3 separate regions of the Homo sapiens genome follow, and regions 2 and 3 are each linked to region 1. Evidence: read pairs that join two places in POLR2A ChIA-PET (ENCODE). Cell type or tissue: Caco-2. All regions are shown on one strand. Links, peaks and the distances in the headings refer to the core of each region. The heading gives the core; the rest is flanking DNA. Region 1 has its middle 8.2 kb from the start of HSPA4. Region 2 overlaps AFF4 (ALF transcription elongation factor 4). Region 3 has its middle 13 kb from the start of VDAC1.

Region 1 (6,181 bases), core at 1,819-4,318:
GTGTGTGTGTGTGTGTGTGTGTGTGTGTGTCTAGGTGGGGAGAGATAGAATCAGCAAACCTGTGTACTCAGAGAAGGCAAATAAATGAAATCCTTGACTTCAGTGGTTCTCAAAAGAGGAGGCCTGGTTCTTTTATGTACGTTTCCCTTTAATTGCCACTTTTCTTTTTCTTTTCTTTTCTTTTCTTTTTTTTTTGAGATGGAGTCTTGCTGTGTCGCCCAGGCTGGAGTGCAGTGGCATGATTTTGGCTCACTGCAACCTCCGCCTTCCAGGTTCAAGCAATTCTCCTGTCTCAGCCTCCTGAGTAGCTGGGATTACAGGCGCCTGCCACCACGCCTGGCTAATTTTTTGTGTTTTAGTAGAGACAGGATTTCACCATCTTGCCCATGCTGGTCTCGAGCTCCTGAGCTCAGGCAATCCACCTGCCTCGGCCTCCCAAAGTGCTAGGATTACAGGCATGAGCCACCTCACCCAGCCACCATTTTTCACTCTTGCGCTTCTTAGGCCATATTCCTTGAACTGAGGCTGCACCTCCTCCTCTTCATCCTTGCATGCAGTGAGGTCTCAGGAACAGGCATGCAGGGGCCTGCCTACACTAGGAAAAGAATGGCCTGTTTCTGGGAATGATCTCCCAGAAGTTCAAGATGTGAGTTTATGGGATTTTAACTGCCAGGCAGAAGTGTTAAGAGCAGCCTTCCAAAACCAGCCAGGGACCACAGGTCTTCATTCTTTGTTTTCTGATCTGTCCCTTCCTTCTCCAATCTTCTTAATTTATCCCCTCCTCCCTAGGTCAGGCACGCAGGCATTGTCTCTCCCTATGTTACATGTGCCTGCATGCCCACACACCCACAATTGGGCTTGTAACTTTAAGTTCATAGTACCTTTGCAATCTGGCTTGCAACTTCATATTCAAAGTCCCTTTGAAGCTACTCCATGTACCCACTGAATACTGAGTTAAGATTTGACCAAATCAGACCCAAACAAATGAAGAGTAATGATGCACCTAGAGGAAAGTTTGGTTGGTCCAGGTACCCTGTATTCTATAGTTAGGCTATGGTATTCAGAGTCCTATCTTTTGATTCCTTCTTATCTTCTCATGGTGTGTGTGGGTTTTTGTTTTATTATTTTTATTTATTATTATTATTTTTGAGACGGAGTCTCACTCTGTCACCAGGCTGGAGTGCAGTGGCATGATTGTTTTATTATTTTTAGGTGGTTTCACTTCATCTCCCAGGCTGGAGTGTAGTGGCATGAACAGGGTTCACTGCAGCCTCCATCTACTGGGCTCAAGCAATCCTCCTGTCTCAGCTTCCAAAAGTGTTGGGATTGCAGGCATGAGTCACTGTGCCCAACCTCCTGGTGGTTTTGAATTAAAACAGCAACCTGATTTGGCCTATGGTAGGATCTCTAGAGGGATTCAATATGCTGCCACATAACTTTCCATTCCTTTAAAAGGGTTCTGTTATTAATGTTAAATTATTTTCGCCACTCTCCAAAAACAAGCCTACCCTAATGGATTAGATAGTGCACAGTCAGCCCCTTCAACAGAACAGTAAAGTTGGTAAGGTTTGTCTGCCTTTGCCCCTTTGAGCCTTCCTTCTTGTGCATGTGACTGTATTACATACTTCTTCCTAAACTCCCCTCATTTCTGTGGTTATCATTTGTCTTCATTCACGGGGAGATCTCAGACTGTTACTTTGTCTCCTAACCTTGGAAAGGAATTTTACTTTGAGAGAGGATGCCCTTGGAAAGAACATGAGAGAGAAGCCCTAATGGAGATATTTCAGGTACTATTCTAAAACTGCTAAAAGTGACTTTTTAATTTTATGTATGTGTGTGTGTGTGTATGTATGTATGTATGTATTGAGACGTAGTCTTGATCTGTCGCCCAGGCTGGAGTGCAGTGGCGCAATCTCGGCTCACTGCAACCTCCGCCTCCCGGGTTCAAGCGATTCTCCTGCCTCAGCCTCCTGAGTAGCTGGGACTACAGGGGCGCACCACCACTCCTGGCTAATTATTTTGTATTTTTAGTAGAGACGGGGTTTCACCATGTTAGCCAGGCTGGTCTCGAACTCCTGACCCCAGGCAATCTGCCTGCCTCGGCCTCCCACAGCGCTGGGATTGCAGGCATGAGCCACCGCGCCCGGCCAAAAGTGATCTTTTTAGTATAAGTAGGACCCTCATATATATATAAAGAAGAGTTTATTAAGTATTAACTTAAATGATCACAGGGTCCCACAATAGACTGTCTGCAAGCTGAGGAGCAAGGAGAGCCAGTCCGAGTCCCAAAACTGAGGAACCTGGAGTCCGATGTTTGAGGGCAGGAAGCATCCAGCACAGGAGAAAGATGTAGGCTGGGAAGCTAGGCCCCTCTCATCACTTCATGTTTTTCTGCCTGCTTTATATTCACTGGTGGCTGATTAGATGGCGCCCACCATCTAATTCCCAGCCTGCCCACCATCTACTTCCCTAGCCCACTGACTCAAATGTTAATCTTCCCAGGCAACACTCTCACAGACACTCAGGATCAATATTGCACCCTTCAATCCAATCAAGTTGACGCTCAGTATTAACCATCACACTGATCCTTTATCAAATTGCAAATATTCACACTCTGGGCAGGGCGAGGTGGCTCACACCTGTAATCCCAGCACTTTGGGAAGCTGAGGTGGGTGGATCACCTGAGGTCAGGGGTTCGAGACCAGCCTGGCCAAAATGGTGAAAACCCATCTTTATTAAAAATACAAACAAATTAGCTGGGTGTGGTAGTGAGCGCTTGTAGTCCCAGCTACTTGGGAGGCTGAGGAAGGAGAATCGCTTGAACCCGGGAGGCGGAGGTTGCAGTAAGCTGAGATCATGCCATTGCACTCAAGCCTGGGAAACAGAGTGAGACTCTGTCTCAAAAAAAAAAAAAAAAGTTTTGTAAGTTGCAGGAATGAGATGGCAGCTGCTATTACTGCAGTACAGTTCCCTGTAGGGGCCTCTATACTTAGGGACAGGACAGGGACAGGCCAGGCTAGAGCAGAGCTGGGCTGAGGAGGAGTCATGTTGGGCATCAGCAGACTAGGCCAATAGGGAGGACTTGGGGGTGGAGTTGGAACGTTAGCTGCCAGAGGTGGAAAAAAACCTAGTCTGGGGCTAGGTGAGGAGTGTTGGAGCCAGTGAAAATGTGAGTCATGTCAGGAAAATCACTGGTGATCAAGGGGCCTAGACGGAAGGTTTAAAATTTCAGAATGTCAGCTTATATGGCCCAGAGAAATCTGTGCAGTGTTCCCCCAGCACTTTTTTTTTTTTTTTTTTTTTTTTTTTGAGACGGCGTCTCGCTCTGTCGCCCAGGCTGGAGTGCAGTGGCAGGATCTCGGCTCACTGTAAGCTCCGCCTCCTGGGTTCATGCCATCTCCTGCCTCAGCCTCCCGAGTAGCTGGGATTACAGGTGCCCGCCACCACACCTGGCTAATTTTTTTGTATTTTTAGGAGAGACAGGGTTTCACCATGTTAGCTAGTATGGTCTCAATCTCCTGACCTCGTGATCTGCCCGCCTCGGCCTCCCAAAGTGCTGGGATTACAGGCGTGAGCCACTGAACCCAGCCTCCCCCAGCATTTAAAAGTTACAAAGAGGGAAAGCACTGGGACTACTAATGACGCTGCAAGCCATATACATTAAGTGAACCAGCCTGAATAAGGACAAAAAAATAGGGCTTAAGAGAAAAGGCCACTGGATGAGATCATAGTGCTGTTATGTAAGCCGACAGTTTGATAGCCAGAGTGGAGTAAAGACCCTGGGATTTTAGCCAATTTGGAGTTAGAAGTGAATTGTGAGGCCGGGAGCGGTGGCTCATTCCTGTAATCCCAGCACTTTGGGAGGCCGAGGTGAGTGGATCACGAGGTCAGGAGACCCAGACAATCCGGGCCAACATGGTGAAACCCCGTCTCTATTAAAAATACAAAAATTAGCTGGGCGTGGTGGCGCGTGCCTGTAATCCCAGCTACTCAGGAGGCTGAGGCAGGAGAATCACTTGAACCAGGGAGTCAGAGGTTGCAGTGAGCCAAGATCGTGCCACTGCACTCCAGCCTGGCAACACAGTGAGACTGCATCTCAAAAAAAAAAAAAAAAAGAGAAGTGAACTGTGATGGTAGTTTTTGTATCAAAAGAGCATTATGGGCCTGGCATGGTGGCTCATGCCTGTAATTCCAGCACTTTGGGAGGCCAAGGTGGGAGGATCACTTGAACATAGGAGTTCAAGTCCAGTCTGGGCAACAAAGAGAGACCCCCATATACACAAATAATTACAAAATTAGCTGGGTGTGGTGGCATGCACTTGTGGCCTGACTACTCAGGAGGCTGAAGCAGGAGGACGGCCTGAGCCAGGGAGGTTGAAGTTGCAGTGTACCATGATCAAGCCATTGCACTCCAGCCTGGGCCACAGAATGAGACCCTGTGTCAAATAAAAAAGCGTTATGCTTAGAAAAATGCTTGAGTGGCCATGCGAGGTGGCTCAGGCCTGTAATCCCAACACTTTGGGAGGCCAAGGTGGGTGGATCACTTCAGGTCAAGAGTTTGAGTCCAGCCTGGCAAAATAGTGAAACCCTGTCTCTACTAAAAATACAAAAATTGGCCAGGTGCAGTGACTCACGTCTGTAATCCCAGCACTTTGGGAGGCCAAGGTGGGTGGATCACCTTAGGTCAGGAGTTTGAGACCAGCCTGACCAACAAGGAGAAACCCTGTCTCTACCAAAAATACAAAATTAGCCGGGTGTGGTGGTGCATGTCTCTAATCCCAGCTACTCGGGAGGTTGAGGCAGGAAAATCGCTTGAACCTTGGAGGCAGAGGTTGCGGTGAGCTGAGATTGTGCCATTGCACTCCAGCCTGGGCAACAAGAGTGAGAGTCCGTCTCAAACCCCCCCCCCAAAAAAATTAGCTGGGCATGGTGGTGGGCATCTGTAATCCCAGCTACCTGGAAGGCTGAGGCAGGGGGAATCGCTTGAACCCAGGAGGTAGAGGTTGCAGTGAGCGGAGATCACGCCACTGCACTCCAGCCTGGGCAACAGAGTGAGACTCCAACTAAAAAAAAAAAGCTTGAGTAAAAAAAGCAGAAGACTAAACTATGTTCTCCCAGTATTTTTAACCCGGTATTTCTCTTTTTTCTTTTTTTTGTTTGAGAAGTCTTGTTCTGTTGCCCAGGCTGGAGTGCAGTGGCACGATCTCGGCTCACTGCAGCCTCTGCCTCCTGGGTTCAAGCAATTCTTCTGCCTCAGCCTCCTGAGCAGCTAGGACTACAGGCGCGCAGTGTTACACCCGGCTAATTTTTGTATTCTTCATAGAGATGGGGTTACACCATGTCGGCCAGGATGGTCTTGATCTCTTGACCTTGTGATCTGCCCTCCTCGGCCTCCCAAAGTTCTGGGATTACAGGCGTGAGCCACTGTGCCCAGCCATTAATCTGGTAGTTGTGTTTTTTTTTTTTTTTTTTGACAGAGTCTTGCTCTGTGTTTCAGGCTGGAGTGCAGTGGTGCGATCTCAGCTCACTGCAATCTCTTCTTCCCGGGTTCAAGTGATTCTCCTGCCTCAGCCTCCTGGGTTGCTGGGGTTATAGGTGTGTGCCACCACGCCTAATTTTTGTATTTCTGGTAGAGAAGGGGTTTCACCATATTGGTCAGGCTGGTCTCGAACTCCTGACCTCGTGATCTGCCCACCTCGGCCCCCCAAAGTGCTGGGATTACAGGCGTGAGCCACTGCCCCCAGCCCCCAGTATTTCTTATATTTCTATTTATGATTATACAAAGTTAAAGAGGTTTCCCACAGGACTTCTCAGAACCTTAAACATGGTAACATTAACCTATCGATATCTCCTAGAACAAACGCTGTCCTGTGAAACACAGTTTGGGAGGCCGAGGTGGGAGAACTGCTTGAGGCCAGGAATTCAAGACCTGTCTGAGCAATGTAGTGAGACCCCCATTCATTTCATTCTTTCTTTCTTTCCTTCCTCTTTTTTTTTTTCCCCAGAGTCTTGCTCTGTCGCCCAGTTTGGAGTGCAGTGGCGTGATCTCAGCTCACTGCAAGCTCCGCCTCCCAGATTCATGCCATTCTCCTGCATCAGCCTTCTGAGTAGCTAGGACTACATGCACCCGCCACCATGCCTGGCTAATTTTTTGTATTTTTAGTAGAGACAGGGTTTCACT
Region 2 (2,500 bases), core at 1-2,500, 150 kb before region 1:
ATTTCTTTTTCTATTTCATGAATCAAAGTCAAATGATTGCTTTGTCACTTTACGTAATATAACTTGTTTGTAAAGTATAATTCTGAGAAACTCAAAGCCTATTTCAAACAATATACAACAACTCAATCTTAGCAACTAGAACCACTTAGTTCTTATTTTAAAAGCTTCCATAACCAACTTTTCCAATGACTGGTTTCTATCTTTTTTTTTTTTTTTTAAATTTTAAAGTTCTTTTACAGACAGGGTCTCACCACATTGCCCAGGCTGGACTCAAATTCCTCAAATGATCCTTCCATCTTAGCCTCCCAAATAGCTGGGACTACAGGTATGAGCCACTGTACCCAAGGGTTTTTCTTTCAATATGTATGTGACCAGCTGACTTACCACCTTCACAGTCTTATATCACTGTATTCATTTATCAGGATTATTACATATAGAGGGTAAAAGACATAGGCCTATATATTTACTGAGATGTTACAATAATTTCAAAGCACAGTGTCACCCTGGAAAAGTCACATGGCAAGTTGAATGATTTTCAAAAGCCCCAGGCCCCCAACACTTTACCTTAACCTCCTTGGAGCTACTGGAAGTCTTCCCTTCGGTCTTCTTCTGCTTTGATGTGGAGGAACTGTTTTTGCTGCTGCCACTCGTCTCCTTGTTGCTGTTACTGCTTGACTTTAAGGAAGAAGACTGACTAATAGTCCTCTTCCGAGAGCCATGCTCTGTTTTTGGATCTTTTGAAGGAACAGGCCCAGCGGGAGAAGGCAACAAATCCTTTTCTTTTGCAGCACTCTGCTTAGATGACCTGCCAAACCAAACGAATGCCTTCATTTCTCCACACAGTAATACAGGGGTAATTGATTTTTCCATTTCTCTTTGTCTGCTTTCAAGACAAATCTGTTTTTCCCCATTTGATTACTAGGACACATGATTTCTATAAAACAAAATAAGACTGTAAATTCCATGAAGGTAGGCATCTTCTCTGTTTTTATTCCCGTGGTTGTAAATCCAGGGCCAAAAACTGACCTACCACTCAGTAGTACTCAATAAATATTGGCTGAATGATTGAACAAATTGATGAATGGTGAATGAAGAGATTACCACTTTTAAGTTGGCAACCAGTCTCTTGGAAATTACAGATAAGTTTGCCATCTAACCAGAAAGTGGCATAGCTTTACTTTAATTCTCCCCCCATACTCACCCCTACCCCAATAAAAAATGAATAAAGGAAGAACTAATTAAATGTTAAATGTTTTCCATCCCTATTAGCTAAAAGTGAAAGCTCCCACTATTTGGCATATGTTATGTGTATGCATTTATATAACACTTGCTTACTAAAAGGAACACTCAGAGCATGTCAGAAAGTACCCACTATCAAATGATATACATATATTAACAACACTGGCATGCAACATGTTTTGGGAACGTACTCTCTGTTGCTGGATGGCTTATGGCCTGCTGAATTCTTGTCCTCCGTTTTGGGTTTCTTGCTCTCACTGGCTCGGTTATCATCTTCATTCTAGATGAAAAATAGAAACCGTGGTCTGATTTTTATTCAACTAACTTCAGCTTCCAGCACTAGCTACCCACAAAGAGTTTATCCATGATTAGGCATCAGAAAGAAGATAAAAGAGAAGTACTATAATTCATTTAAATAATATTCAAGAAGATGAGGTTTTAAGGCTGAGGTCGCCTATTTTAGATACACAAAACCCAGAGACTGAAACGCATTTCCTACAGTCTCTAAGATGGCATCTTTTCAATGTAATGATTTGGGAGGTAGTATCTGTGAAATTATAATTAAGATATAATTTACATAACATAAAATTCACTCTTTAGAAGTGCACAATTCCATAACATTTGGTATATTCAGAGTTGTACAACCATTACCACAATGAAATTTTAATTTTATTTATTTAGTTATTTATTTATTTTTCAGACGGAGTCTTGTTCTGTCGCCCAGGCTGGAGTGCAGTGGCACGATCTCAGCTCACTGCAACCTCTACCTCCCAGGTTCAAGCGATTCTCCTGCCTCAGCCTCCCAGCTAATTTTTTGTATTTTTAGTAGAGACGGGGTTTCACCATGGCCAGGATGGTCTCAATCTCCTGACCTCATGATCCGCCCGCCTTGGCCTCCCAAAGTGCTGGGATTACAGGTGTGAGCCACTGCACCCGGCTTAATGAATTTTAAAATATTTTCATTATCCTGAAAACACACTCTATACCCATTAGTAGTCACTCCCCATCTCCTCCTCCCCCAGACACTGGCAATCACATTTCATCTTTATAGATTTGCCTATTCTAGACATTTCAGGAAAATGGATCATTCAATATATGTGGCCTTTGTGGCTCCTTTCATTTAGTGTAACATTTTTAAGGTTCATCCATGTTGCAGCATGGATTAGTACTGCATTCTCATTTATGGCTGAATAGTATTCACTGCATAGAATTTATTCATTTCGTTTAGTCATTCATCAGGTGATGGCCATTTGGGTTGTCT
Region 3 (6,181 bases), core at 1,762-4,261, 970 kb after region 1:
CACGTAACCCCTGAATCTAAAAGAAAAATTGAAAAAAGAAAAATAAAGTGCCATCTATGAACCAGAGAGCAAGCCCACAACACACATTGAATCTTCTGGAACATTGATCTTAAACTTCCAGCCTCCAGAACTGTGAGAAATAACTTTGTTATTTATAAGCCACCCAGTCTATGGCATTTTGTCATAGCAGTCTGGATGAACTAAGGCAAATGGCAAGGTTGTAAGGAGCACCTGTAATCCCAGCTATTCGGGGGGCTGAGGCAGGAGAATTGCTTGAACGATTTTTTTTTTCTTTTTTGAATCACTTTTTTATTTTTTGAGACGGAGTCTCGCTCTGTCACCCAGGCTGGAGTGCAATGGCACCATCTCAGCTCACTGCAACCTCCGCCTCCCGGGTTCAAGCGATTCTCCTGCCTCAGCCTCCCGAGTAGCTGGGACTACAGGCACACGCCACCACACCCAGCTAATTTTTGTATTTTTAGTAGAGACGGGGTTTCACCATATTGGCCAGGCTGGTCTTGAACTCCTGACCTTGTGATCTGCCTGCCTCGGCCTCCCAAAGTGCTGGGATTACAGGCATGAGCCACGGTGCCCCGTCTACACCCAGGCAATTTTTGTATTTTTTGTAGAGATGGGGGTTTGCCATGTTGCCCAGGCTGGTCTCAAACTTGTAAGCTCAAGCAATCTGCCCATCTCGGCTTTCCAAAGTGCTAAGATTACAGGCATGAGCCCCCACACCTGGCCTCCAACTTTTAAAGGAGGCCTCCAACTTTTAAAGGAGGCCGGGTGTGGTATTAAAATCAAACGATCAGGAAAGAGGCAGGGATTCTTGCTGCATAAGACAGATTGCAATTTGGGGTAAGTGCAGATCTCATTATTATTGTACAGCAAACTCGGGCCCAGTGCTGGTACCTGTGACGTTCTCTGAGAGGGACTGTGTGTGCCTGTGCACATGGCTGTGATGGGGAGTGGGTGTTGTAAGAAGAACTGGCCTGGGGCTGGAATCCTACCAGAAAATTCTGAGTTGAGAAGGCAAGGGCTTCCCCCTTTGCTCAGCACACTCTGGTCCCTGATAAAGGTTAAAGAAAAGCAGGAAAAAATTAGGCTGAGATCCCTTTGTATTGCAAGGGACATGGAACCCCTTCTCCATACCCCACCAGTGAGTGGACCCAAGCAGTTTTTCCTCGAGCCGAAAATGGAGCTGTCGCTTCCACTTGACTTGCATTTATGCCTAAGTGGCTGGGACTTGAAGAATGTCCCAGTTTCTGTCACCATGGCCTCTGCTAACGGGCACCACTTTGTTTTTTATTATTTAAAATGTGGACAAATGCAAGGACAGGGAGCATGAAAAATAGAAAAATAAAAATAAAATGTGGATGAGGCCAGATGCAATTAAAATGGCCTGGCATCTTGGTGCCAGCCTGGTAGAGCTGCACAGGGTGCTGGCTTTCAGGCACTGTCTGTCCAAACCTGCTGTGTAGGGTTGTGTGGCTTACACACTGCATCAGCACAGGGGATGTGTACGGCTGAGACCCTGGCCATGCACGACTTGCAAAGCTTGGATCCTGACCAGACTATGTCAGCCACAAGGAAAGGGCTGTGTTTCTACTTTCACAGTCTGTAGGGGGCATGGCAGCAAGGCCCATGTGCCCCTCTCCTGGGCATGTTCTTCCCAGATGGCTGGTGCCTTCTCATTCTCTGGCCTCTGCTTAAACGGGAACTTCTTCAATCTACCTTCCCTGCCACAAAATCTAACACAGATTCTTTTCTCCTCTCTTTCCTTATTCTGAGCTCAGCCCTCTGTTTCCTTCATAGCTTGTAGCAATTTATAAGTATTTCAAGCCGGGCGCGGTGGCTCATGCCTGTAATCCCACCACTTTGGGAGGCTGAGGCGGGTGGATCACCTGAGGTCAGGAGTTCGAGACCAGCCTGACCAACATGGAGAAACCCCATCTCTACTAAAAATACAAAATTAGCCGGGCGTAGTGGCACATGCCTGTAATCCCAGCTACTCGGGAGGCTGAGGCAGGAGAACCTGGAGGTGGAGGTTGCAGTGAGCTGAGATCACACCATCGCACTCCAGCCTGGGCAACAAGAGCGAAACTCCATCTCAAAAAAAAGCATTTCATCATTGGTTTGCTCTGGCTTCCTTGCTAGAGTGAGGACGTGAGGGCAGGGACCAGCTCTGCTTTGTCCATGCTTGTGTTCTTTCCATAGTGCCTGCCATATCTTAGGTATTACTAATACTTAATAAATAATAAATGGTGAGTAAACAAATAACTGAATAGGCTGGGCATGGTGGCTCACGCTTGTAATCCCAGCACTTTGGGAGGCCGAGGTGGGCGGATCACGAGGTCAGGAGATCAAGACCATCCTGGCTAACACGGTGAAACCCCGTCTCTACTAAAAATACAAAAAATTAGCCGGGCTTAGTGGCAGGCGACTGTAGTCCCAGCTACTCGAGAGGCTGAGGCAGGAGAATGGTGTGAACCCAGGAGGCGGAGCTTGCAGTGAGCCGAGATTGTGCCACTGCACTCCAGCCTGGGCAACAGAGCGAGACTCCGTCTCAAAAAAATAAATAAAAACAAATAACTGAATAGATGATGAATGACGTGTGGCATAAAGGCAGGTGACTGACGTAGATGGGCTTATCACCCCTCTATGCAGGTTGCACACTGTGTTAGTCCGTGTTTGTGTTGCCATGAAGAAATACCTGAGGCTGGGTAATTTATAAAGAAAAGAGGTTTAACTGGCTCATGGTTCTTCTGCAGGCTGCACAAAAAAGCATGGTGCGGGCATCTGCTCGGCTTCTGGTGAGGCCTGTGAGTGTCTCCTAACGAGGAAGCTTCCAATCATGGCAGAAGGCCAACAAGGAGCAGGTACATCATGTGGCAAGAGCAGGAGCAAGGGAGAGAAGGAGGAGGACCCAGATTCCTTCAAACAACCAGCTCTAGCATGAACTAACAGAGCATGAACTCACTCATTACCTTGCGGAGGGCACCAAGCCATTCACGAGGGATCTGCCCCCATGACTAAAACACCTCCCACCAGGCCCCACCTCCAACACTGGGGCTCATATTCCAACATGAGATTTGGAGGAGACACATATCCAAACCATATCACACACCTGGGGGACAGCTATAGGAATCGTGCCTCTTGGGTTGTCAATCTGCCAGAAACAATGGACTCACAGCCTTGGCGTGGGCTGGGGACTGTTTAGTCTGCCTGTGGAGTAAATAATTTAACCTTGCCCAGGGAGAGGCCTGGACTTTGCCCTCAGCTTCCAGAAGGTAATCTCTAAGCCCTTGCAATGTCATGCCAGATAGGAGGATATTTAGGGCAGAGGCTGGCCACACCAGATAAACGAACAATGTGATTTAGGGTGGGGTTGGCCACATTGGATAAACTAATATGTGATTCAGGGTGAGGACTTTGAGTCAAGCATGCTCAGCTGGATCTCTGGAGAATGGAGACGATGTCAGCCCTGTGGGCATTTGACCAGGGAGCCCCAGTAAAAACTCTAGGTCCCAAGTCTAGGGTGAATTTTCCTGGTTGGCAAGACTCCATGTTTACCCCTACGCATCATCACCGGGAGGACTGCACACTCTCCATATGCCTCCATCAGGAAAGGACAATGGAAGCTCTGTGTTTGGAACCCTCCTTGACTCTGCCCCATGCATCTCGCATCTCCCCGCTTGGCTGATTTTAATCTGTATCCTTCCCCTGTAATAAAATGTGACTGTTAGGATAAGATCGCACTGAGTCCCTCCAGTTACTTATAAAATGTGTGAAGGTGTTGGAATGAAAATGGAGTCATTCGTGTTAACAAAAAACAAGCAAACAAAAAAAAACCCTACAAGTAGACACAGGGAAGGCCGTGAAGGGAAGGTTCTCCTGCATGTACACCTAATTACAAGAATGATCACAAAAGACTGCAAAAACCACAACTTTGGCCAGCCACAGTAGCTCCCACCTATAAACCCAGCACTTTGGGAGTCTAAGGGAGGCGGATTGCTTGAGCCCAGGAGTTCAGGACCAGCCTGTGAAACATAGTGAGACTCTGTCTCTATGAAAAATTAAAAAATATTAGCCAGATATGGTGGTGAACACCTGTAGTCCCAGCTACTGAGGAGGCTGAAGTAGGTGGATTACTTAAGCCCAGGAGATTAAGGCTGCAGTGAGCCATGATCGTACCACTGTGATGCAGCCTGGGTGACAGAGCAAGACTCTGGCTCAAACAAACAAACAAACAAACAAAAAATAGAGTATTTATTTCCCCACCTCCTATCCTTCCAGGCAGCAACATAACAGAAGCCACATTTCTCTACCTAAGGCTACAACAACTCTAAGGTTGCACTATCCCACAGCTGCCCCAACCCCCATCACATACGCACATGCACCTGAATGAGGACTGACTTCTCCTGGCTGACTGAGGCCTGGTATCAGACCAAGCACCTGGCCTGTCTGAGACCACACTGCCTATGTGCTCTTATTTCTCTAGCCTCCTCCTGAATCTGGAGAGGACTTGCTTCCTCACTGGCCCCACACCAACACCTCCTCCTCTGTCCTGGTTGCCAGGAACGACTTTCTCTCTGACATGGGCAATGACAGGTAGATACACAATTAATAGCCAGGTTGGCTAATGAGCTCGCAAGCGTCCCTGCCTTTGTCCTCACCCCATCCTTTCATACCTGCCCCCTGTGACCTACTCTCTAGCCTTTCCTGCTTGAAGAGAGACTGTGTGGGGAGGGGTATGCTGACCATCAGGATTTTCTCTGGGAATATCATGGCTTTCCTAAAACTCATTCAGTCCCACCTTTTTCTAATGCCACTGTTTCGCCAAGCCACAGATAAAGCCTTTCCTGCCAGAGCCAGCATAGTCAGAGGCAGCAACAGCCTCAGATGCCTCTCAAAGTCCAAAAGTTTCAGGTTCAAATCTAAACCTAGCAGCCTGCCACCCAACCTGTTACAAAACAGGTTCTTCCACGACTCCCCCGCTCACCCCTCCCCAGCTCCTGTTTACCCCTGAGGAAATATTTGCTTCCCCTTAACTGTGCTAAAGGCTCCTCCCCATCACCACAGCCAAGGACCCCACCCCTTGTATCGCTAAACCCCAAACATAAACTTCCCAATTCCGCACACTTAAATCTGAAGAGGGAGAGAATCCAGCTTTGCTTCCTCCCTACTTGGTGTGGCTTCAGTGTCATCCTGCCCAGTCATAAGGCCCTGGGCCATATAACCTCTCCACAAGCCTCAAAAGGTATATAAACATGCTGCATTTTTCAGGGATTATGGAACAGGCTTCTTTTTTGTTTGTTTGTTTGTTTGTTTGTTTGTTTGTTTGTTTTTTGAGGTGGAGTCTCGCTCAGTCACCCAGGCTGGAGTGCAGTGGCGCGATCTCGGCTCACTGCAAGCTCCGCCTCCCGGGTTCACGCCATTCTCCTGCCTCAGCCTCCCAAGTAGCTGGGATTACAGGCGCCCACCACCATGCCCAGCTATGGAACAGGCATCTTTACAAAGCCTTCTGGGGAGGCCAGTCACAGGGGCTCACTCTTGTAATCCCAGAACTTTGGGAGGCCGAGGTGGGAGGATTGCTTGAGCCCAGGAGTTTGAGACCAGCCTGGGCAACATAAGGAGACCTTGTCTCTACAAAAAATACAAAAAAAAAAAAAAAATAGCCAGGCACAGTGGTGTGCAACTGTAGTCCCAGCTACTCGGGAAGCTGAAGTGGGAGGATCACCTGAGCCCTGGGAGGATCACCTGAACCCCGGGAGGTCAAGGCTACAGTGAGCTGTGATTGCACCACTGCACTCCAGCCTGCGTGACAGAATGAGACCTTGTCTTTTTTTTTTTATTATTATACTTTAAGTTTTACAGTACATGTGCACAATGTGCAGGTTTGTTACATAGGTATACATGTGCCATGTTGGTTTGCTGCACCCATCAACTCATCATTTACATTAGGTATTTCTCCTAATGCTATTCCTCCCCCAGCCCCCCACCCTCCGAAAGGCCCTGGTGTGTGATGTTCCCCACTCTGTGTCCAAGTGTTCTCATTGCTCCGTTTCCACCTCTGAGTGAGAACATGTGGTGTTTGGTTTTCTGTCCTCGTGATAGTTTGCTGAGAATGATGGTTTCCAGCTTCATCCATGTCCTTGCAAAGGACATGAACTCATTCTTT

Evidence for each region. Peaks named below come from ENCODE experiments on the same cell type or tissue, not always from the same donor. Only the 100,000 strongest peaks of a DNase experiment are listed, where the experiment ranks them.
Region 2: POLR2A ChIA-PET joins it to region 1 with 6 read pairs; 6 of 35 experiments call an interaction of 5 or more read pairs at or near these places.
Region 3: POLR2A ChIA-PET joins it to region 1 with 5 read pairs; 2 of 35 experiments call an interaction of 5 or more read pairs at or near these places.

What each region holds. Positions count from the first base shown.
Region 1 is chr5:133,040,749-133,046,929 of GRCh38, forward strand. No RefSeq gene overlaps it. Among named protein-coding and RNA genes, the nearest start is that of HSPA4, 8.2 kb to the right of the region's middle. RefSeq lists a silencer at 2,909-3,203 and an enhancer at 2,909-3,203. In Caco-2, for the core only: no CTCF peak of the experiment used is centred there; a DNase peak (open chromatin) is centred at 3,063.
Region 2 is chr5:132,891,600-132,894,099 of GRCh38, forward strand. AFF4 (ALF transcription elongation factor 4) reads right to left here. Exons shown (of 21, transcript NM_014423.4): 12 at 1,431-1,519; 13 at 565-805. Among named protein-coding and RNA genes, the nearest start is that of LEAP2, 19 kb to the left of the region's middle. In Caco-2, for the core only: no CTCF peak of the experiment used is centred there; no DNase peak of the experiment used is centred there.
Region 3 is chr5:134,015,345-134,021,525 of GRCh38, forward strand. It overlaps a transcript of VDAC1 not described here. Among named protein-coding and RNA genes, the nearest start is that of VDAC1, 13 kb to the left of the region's middle. In Caco-2, for the core only: no CTCF peak of the experiment used is centred there; a DNase peak (open chromatin) is centred at 3,287.